2 separate regions of the Mus musculus genome follow, and region 2 is linked to region 1. A link is a contact called in ENCODE Hi-C data. All regions are on one chromosome and are shown on one strand. Each heading gives the region's core, a stretch centred on a gene start or an enhancer-like site at or near the end of the contact. The rest is flanking DNA. Distances are from core to core; before and after follow the strand shown.

Region 1 (4,004 bases), core at 1,309-3,808:
CCCCCCAATGCGGCCGCGAGAAGCAGCTGGGGGGCAGGCGATCGAAGGTAAGGAAAATGCGGCTCTCTGGCTGCCTAGCGAGCCTCTGCCCGGGTTAGCATTGTCACCCCGAGCCTCGCTGCCCAGGCTGCCCATTTTGGGGGGCACCCTTGGCTTTTTATCTTAAGGTGTCCGCCCCCATCTGTGCTCCTAGTTTTGGATTGATTTATAGCATGCAGCCCAGAATGGGAAAGATCCAGGGATGGCGAGTTGGTTATTTTCATTAGTTTTTGTCTCAAAAGTAAGTTCATTTAAAAAAGAAAGAAAGAAAAGAAAGAAAAGTTTTTTTCTGGAATTTGTAGATAGCTGGGTTTACATTTTAATTTAAAAAATTAGCAGACAATGGATATTTATAAAAATTACCGAATAATTGATGTAATTCCGTTAATGACTTCGGAGGGAGGCGGCTCTGGAGGGTCCTCAGGCATGACTTGTATTTTCAAGGAACTAACGTGTTAAATGTGGAGTTTGGCTGGGGCAGAGTTACAGCATCGCTGTCGTAACTGTTTTGCTATCAATTATAAACAGAGTGTCTATGGGCAGTTTAAACCTCTTTTTCAAATACCGGAGCTTCATATCCCGGCGTGACATGGACAAACCAGAATGTCCATTGAAGGAAGCAGGAGTGTTTCTGTTTTTGGAGAAAAACGTTGCATTGAGGAGAAAAAAAAAAAAAAAAAAAAAAAAAAAAAAAAAAAAAAACCAGATTCCTAGCCCGGGAGACTATTTTTCATGCTTTGTTTATAGTCTGGGAATGACATTTGGGAAAGGGGAACGCGGTCTTTCTTGGGAGCTTTTAATCGTGGGGGTTATTAATTTATTTAATTTATTAGTTTCAATTGGTTGGGCTCCGGGAGCCTTCCGTCACCAGGTTATGCTAGCGTTGGGACACAGGATTGCGAAGGCGAAACTGCCAGCCCGGAAAGGACTGGACCGGGCTGGTGGAAGCTCCCCGTGGCGCTGTTGTAGGCTGGGTGCTACCGGCTCATTGAGGAAAATGGGGATGGCTCTCGGAGCTGAGGAAGACATCAGTATTTCCCTTTTGTTCCCTGTTTTTTCCATTGATCTCCAGCTCTGCCTTAGCCAGGGGGAGCAGCTCTGAGGGTGCAGAGAGCCCTGAAGACTGCACGAATGTCTGGAGCCCGCTCTAACTCTCACACTGATTGGTCAGTCTGATGGGGACTTAGGAAAACAGTCACCCGAAACCGTCTTTTAAAACCTCGTCTTAATTTCAGATCTGCCGGCTTGTACATGGGTTCCTGCCTGGTTTCTCTTTTGATCTGGGTGCATCTGGCTCGCTCTGGGTGTCTTTATCTTTAATTTTGTGTTGTTGTTTCTATCCAGATAAAGTAGGCCATTTTGGTGACAAATTTCTCTGCAGATGTCAGCTTCTAGCTCGCACTGATAGATGTGGGGCTTCACAGTGATTTCTCTCCATAAGTTGTAGGATGCAAAGTTGCTCAACTTGGAATTAATTTTTCCTAATTTTTTTTTCATCTGAGCATTTAAATAGCTACACCAACAGATGGAAGCTTAACTGTATCATTACTTTGATAATTTAAGTGCCTTGTGAATTAGTATGTTTCTCGCGCTAAATCTAAGTCTTTAGACAGTGGAAGGGAAAACAGACAATGAAAGGCAAGCAATCCCGATCAGCTTGCAGACTATTGCAAGAAATTGTGGCGTCTGCTTTGAGCAGAATACAATTCACATCCAAGAAGGGGCGGGGGTGGGGGGGTCTTTTACCACAGAAGGCAGAATTAGAGATAGGGGATGAAGCGGGATCTCTATAAGACAGCCTGCAGCCTCTCTGGACATCTTCATTTGAGCCTTAAAGTGCCTCATTAAAGAAGCTGGGTCCCAGAAGTTGTTAACCGTATAAACACTTTTCTGATTGGTTTAAATATTTAGACACAGGAAGTAGATGGTATCTAGTAACCCAGGAATGGAGACATGGTTGTCATAGAAACTGAGAAGTGTAACCCCACCCCACCCCCACCACACATGCATTCACTACCATGACCACCACTTAGGGGGGAAAAAAAAAGCCCTGCATGTCATCACAGATGCTTGGAGAACTTGCTGGCTTCTGTTAGCTTTCCCACAACATCTGTTGAAACCTGAGACCATGCCTGTCAAACCAAGGTCATTTTACAACAACAACCAAAAAACAGAGCCCTCTGGATTTCATAACTGTATTTTTATTGAAAATAGTTCAGGGAAGAGCCTGAAAGCCAGTGTGAGCGTTCATGCTTACTTAGCATTTTGGATCCTCTGAGTTAAGCAAGAGGAAGGCTGCAAAGAGTACATTTGAGCCATTAATTGTAGAACTATGTGTCTGCTTCTAGAGGTGTGTCTCTCCTGTTAGAACAAAAGTCCTTTTTTACAGACTTAGAGACCAGAATGCAGCCAGCGGAGGCAGGGTCATTTGGCAAAGGCGTTATGAAGTGTTTCCGGGCTTGCAAGCCGGTTCCAGGTGGAGTTGAGGTGTTTGATCATGAAGGTCTCTGGGGGGTTGGACAGGTTCCCTTGGGCTATGCCTGGTGCTCAGGGGAGCAAAGGGCAGGGTGTTCTTGGTGGCTGAGCAGGGGGAGGAGGTGCTCCTAAGTGGAGCGAGGACCATTTCCAGACTGCAAATATGACTGCCCAGTTGATTAGATGCATTTCCTCTCCCGTGAATGGAGAGCGGTGCTTTCCCGTTTTTGTTTTTGGTTTTTTTATTGAGGCTATTTTGGGTGGGTGGGGCGGTCCTCCAGGCCGTTAGCACACATATCAGCTATATCTTATTCATGGTGAGGAATACCAAGGAGAAAAGTTTAGTCACCTCCTCCAGCGCCCCCTTTTCACTCATTTTGCTAAGCAGAGAATAACCAAACATACCTCTCCTAAATTTTGACTTTGAGGTGCTTCAGTAAAACTTGTCGATATAACAATCAACACAGTGGCTAGAATTTGACCTGTTGTATCCATGACAATCTTTAAATGGTAAGGTGGTTTTTTTTTTTTTTAGTATTTATTATTATTAATTATGCTTAGGTGTATGTATCTGCATGTGGGTGTGGACACATACCAGAAGTCCTTGGAGCTGAAGTTCCGGACTGTTGTGAGCCCTCTCGTGTAGGTGCTGGGATCCGAACACAGGCCCTCTGGAAGAGACCTCTTAACTACTGAGCCATCTCTCCAGCACCCCTTTTAAAATATTTATTTATTTATTTATTTAAGGCAGGATTCCTCTGTGTAGCCCTGGCTGTCCTGGAACTCACTCTGTAGAGCAGGCTGGCCTCAAACTCACAGAGATCCACCTGCCTCTGTCTTCTAAATGCTGAGATTAAAGGTGTACACCACCCCCACCCTGCCAGACTCCTTAATTTCAAGGTCTTTATATTTGTGTTTCAAATAACTTCTCTCCATATGTGGTATATTTAGCACTGCACTGGACCCTTTTCTTAAAAAGGTTTTAAATTTTATTTAAATTGCAGTTTGGTACTTCTAAAAGAATATCACATCTCCCTTGTTTTTCTCAACTGATTGCCTCAAGGAGTGGGGGGAGAGATGAAAGAGTTCCTAAATATGTCTTAATGCTTATTTAATATCCTATATTGATGGTGTAGCAAATAGCTTAGAGCCATGTAGTGTCCATGATCCGATTACGGGTGTAGTTCACGATCCCACGTTATCAAATATTTGGTGCTCCGGGACTTGATGGCATGACTGGTCCCTCTCAGCAAAGGATTTCCTGTTGAGAAGTTATCTGCAAGTACAGCAAACTGCCATTGGCAGGAAACCTGACAGTTGCTTGTTTTTACAAACTGAAGGAAGTGAATGAGACTTGTTAGTTTCCAGAATCTACCTTGACTCGCTCCAGCCTGCCCCAGAGTTTGCTCAGTTCAAAGGAGGTGACCATGAGTTGTACGAACGATGAGCCTGCTTCAAATCACTGGCACTTCCGTGAATTTCCGTTTTGA
Region 2 (3,596 bases), core at 1,043-3,542, 550 kb before region 1:
TACCAAGATCACTACATCACTTTGCTTCTTAAAGGTTGTGGTACCATACAGAACTCGCCGAGACCTAAGGCAGTTTCTATGGCCCGATCAGATCTTGCTTGGTATTTACCTTGTCATCCTTCTTGCCACCCCCAGGACCATGGCCACCACTCTGGCTTTGACCCTGAAAGATAAAAAAAGACAAAACACACATAAATTCAGAATACTATCACTTCACTGGTACTTTGGCTCTAAAACACAAGCACCCCCACCCCCACCCACTGTAATGTGTGGAAAATGAGTACCTGGGCTCCCAGGTATGCACTTACTGTGTAGACATTACTTGCCTCTTAGAACCAAGAGCCATGCGACAATGAGGAGCCAGTAAGAAAGCTGGCAGCCAGAGAGCACCCCTCTCAACCGGGAGGTTCAGACTTGCCACCCTCTAATGTCAGTTACCTCCCCGACTGTGAAAAGAGACTCGCCACGCATGGTCATTTACTCTCTCCAGAGATCCACAGGACCCAGAAGACTTTCAGCAGCAACCTACCAAGCTCCTATCCTGACAGCCTGGGACCCAGACAAGACTTCCTTCCCGATCTGAAAAGCTGTCATCTTAAAACGCATGAAAAGCTCATCGGGATTTCTGACTTTAAAACAATGCTTAACACTGGGCGATGCCTTAAATGGTGGTCCTTTAAATTCCTGTGCAAAGATATGTGGTTTAGTGTACGTGTGGGTCTGTGCCCGCATGCCGGGGCACTCGAGAGGAAGCCAGAGGGCGACTTCCAGGGATTCTTTCCTTCTGCCTTGTGGGTCCTGGAGTCAACTCAAGCTGCCAGGCTTCATGTCGAGTGCCATCCCATCTGCCCAACAGTGGAGCTTGAAACAGGAGTAACAGTGGACTCACTGATTCACCACCCTAGGGAAGCACCTCTCACTACAACACTGGTGGCTTCAGTACCAGGACAAAACCACCTCAGAAATGATGCCAAGCATAAAGCACATTCGACCACACGCAAGGCTCGGACCTACTCAGAGCTGGAGTTACAGACCATTCTGGAGCCTGCTGGCATGCATGGGTGCCGGGAACCAAACGTGGGTTCTCTCAAAGTGCAGCAGGTGTTCTTTACCCCTGAGCCGCTTGATTCTCAAAGCCCCCTTGATACACAGGCAGATAAAAGGACCAAGGTCCAGGGAGGTTAACGGCCCTGTATATTGTCACAAAGCTTGTTAGACAGAAATCACACTAAGTTCTGCTGTCTCTCAAACCCAGAGGGTTTCTCAACTGCTCTAGAAAAGAAAGGATTTGTGCCCCACCAATGGTCACTGGCTGTATTTCTGTTTCCTCATTAAAATGGGGACATTAATAATAATCTTCGGGGTTGTTCTAAGAAGTAAGAACAACTCTGGGGAAATGCCTGGCGCATGTTCGGGATACTTTTTGTTTGTTTGTTTGTTTGTTTGCTTTTCCGAGACAGGGTTTCTCTGTGTAACTTTGGCTGTGCTGGGACTCACTCTGTAGACCAGGATGACCTCGAACTCAGAAATCCACCTGCCTCTGCCTCTCGAGTGCTGGGATTAAAGTCGTGCGCCACCACCGCCCGGCTTGGGATACTTTTCAAAGTCATCACCGGTCCTTTGTGTGCTCTGGCCTTCACCTACATTCAGATGCATTGGCCTGGCAGCTCATGATTCGGGCGGACTTCAGGGTTGCCTCCTTTTGCATTTCCTGACCCTCTGCCCTGCCCGGGCTTCGCTCAGCTATCAGTACAGATTACTCCCTTACAACCTTAATTTAGGCCTCGATTTAGATTTCACATCCACGAAGGGTCCTTCGCTGATACCCTAACAAAACCAGCCACCTTCTTACAACACAGCTACGTAACGATCTGGCCCGGTCCTGTTCCCTGACATATTTATTGTCTCCCTGCTCTAGAACGGAAGCGCCATCATCAACCGTGCTCGCCCGGTAACCTCCGTGCCTACATCTGAATCCGGCTCAACCAACCAAACCGGAGAGCGCTGAGCCGTCTGCGGAGAAACACTACGCTGGCTCTGCGGCTCAGCCGCTGTCCCCAGCGTCGGCCGGGCTGTCCCACTCGGCTTCAGCCCTTCAGCGCCTGCCTACTCGAGCGGTTCACAGCCCGGTCTCTCCCTGGGCGCCGTGCATCCTGCCCGCGTCCGCCAGGGAGTGAGATCCGCTCCGACCCGCGATGAACCCGAGCGTCACATCGCCTCGTCCTCCCGCCTTGGGGCGCATGGATGTTTGAGACGACCAGCCGAAACCCTTAGTCACTCACCATCTTCCTTCAGTCCTCCAAATCGCCACCGCCGGAAGTGCATCCACCAAAGCGACCCGGACAGAACGGAAGTAACTTTAAAAAAAAAAAAAAAAAACAGGCTACGGAAGCCTATCGGGACCAACTTCCTCACGGGCGAAGTTGAGCACGAAGGGCTTATTTCGGCGGTTTGGTACAAGGATTGGTTAAACATGTGGGCACTTAAAATAGTTTACTCGAGGGAATTCTAAGTAGCTGATCTTGGGCTTTTGTCAGTAACTTAAGACAATGATCTTGGACGTTGGAGACTTGGGGAAAATATGAAAATTTTAGAAATTTAAAAGGATGCAAAATTATAATTGGGAAGAAGTATTTATGTCAGGCAGGAATGGCGCTTGGGACTGAGAAGTTGATGTGTACACAGCATTTATGATCTTCTTTAGTTTCTGAACTTTGTAGCTCTCTTGAAAATAGTTCTTTGCCGAAAGAGATCTAAATGTGTGCTTTTTTTTTTTTTCTTCCCTCTGATGACAAGGGACTGATGATGGTGGCTAATACTGTGTTAAAATTACCCTTGAGGCGCTGGAGAGAGGGCTCAGCAGTGAAGAGCAGGGGACCCACATGGCAACTAACAACCATTCAGGGCACCTGTAAGCACGTGATGTGCAAACTCATACATGTAAACATAAACAAAGTAATTAAAAATTAAAAAAAAAAAAAAGACAGGACACTGAATGTGGAGAGAGTCCAAGTATCACTGAGGAGGGACACAAACTGGGGCTTGGGGCCCCAGGCAGGTGTTACACATTGTTATTAATTAGTGTTATTAATGTTAACGATAAATTCTTTAGCTTGTCCATGTAAGTACTCTTTGTGTTCCTATTCCTAAGTAAGAGTTTGAGGGATAGGAAATCTGACTCCCTAATTAACAGCTACTTTGAACAAAAGAACTGGTTAGTCAAACAGCCCGAAGGACCTGGCTATTTTGAGTACTCCACAGACACACTGAGAACTATACACAATCCCAGTTGATGGCCTTAGCCGTTCCCAACACCTTGTATCAGACCTTTTGCTATCATTCAATGAATTTCAGAAGACCCTGCCATCATTTCTACCTAGCCCAGGTGGGGCTATTTCCCCTGATGGTCCAGCAGACAGAAACTGTGTGTTGTAAGGTGAAGGTTAAAGGGACAAGGTGACTGGTGCCAACACAAACCTTCATCAATACCCACGTGTGCTATGGTTATCTGAATCTTTATCTTGCTATATATACAGGCTGCTCCAAGCTTGCTGGGTGAGTTGGCTGGAGGACACTCCATTGCTGCCTCCCTGGAT

What was found. Hi-C counts contacts between places; a loop is a spot of excess contacts on that map.
Region 2: a loop to region 1 is called in a map of T-helper 17 cell, with 7 times the contacts of the local background. The contact joins the promoter of Psmc1 here to the enhancer-like site in region 1. A Hi-C loop is called at or near these places in 2 of 37 maps with a recorded cell type or tissue (T-helper 17 cell and T-helper 2 cell).

The regions. Positions count from the first base shown.
Region 1 is chr12:99,559,514-99,563,517 of GRCm38, reverse strand. It overlaps a transcript of Foxn3 not described here. Among named protein-coding and RNA genes, the nearest start is that of Gm26839, 2.3 kb to the left of the region's middle. Within about 2 kb of position 2,558, at least 2 of the 3 ENCODE cell types and tissues checked have a DNase peak (open chromatin) inside an H3K27ac peak, as active enhancers do.
Region 2 is chr12:100,108,898-100,112,493 of GRCm38, reverse strand. It overlaps Psmc1 (protease (prosome, macropain) 26S subunit, ATPase 1), which reads right to left and starts at 2,292. Exons shown (of 11, transcript NM_008947.3): 1 at 2,283-2,292; 2 at 110-163. The coding sequence starts at 2,285.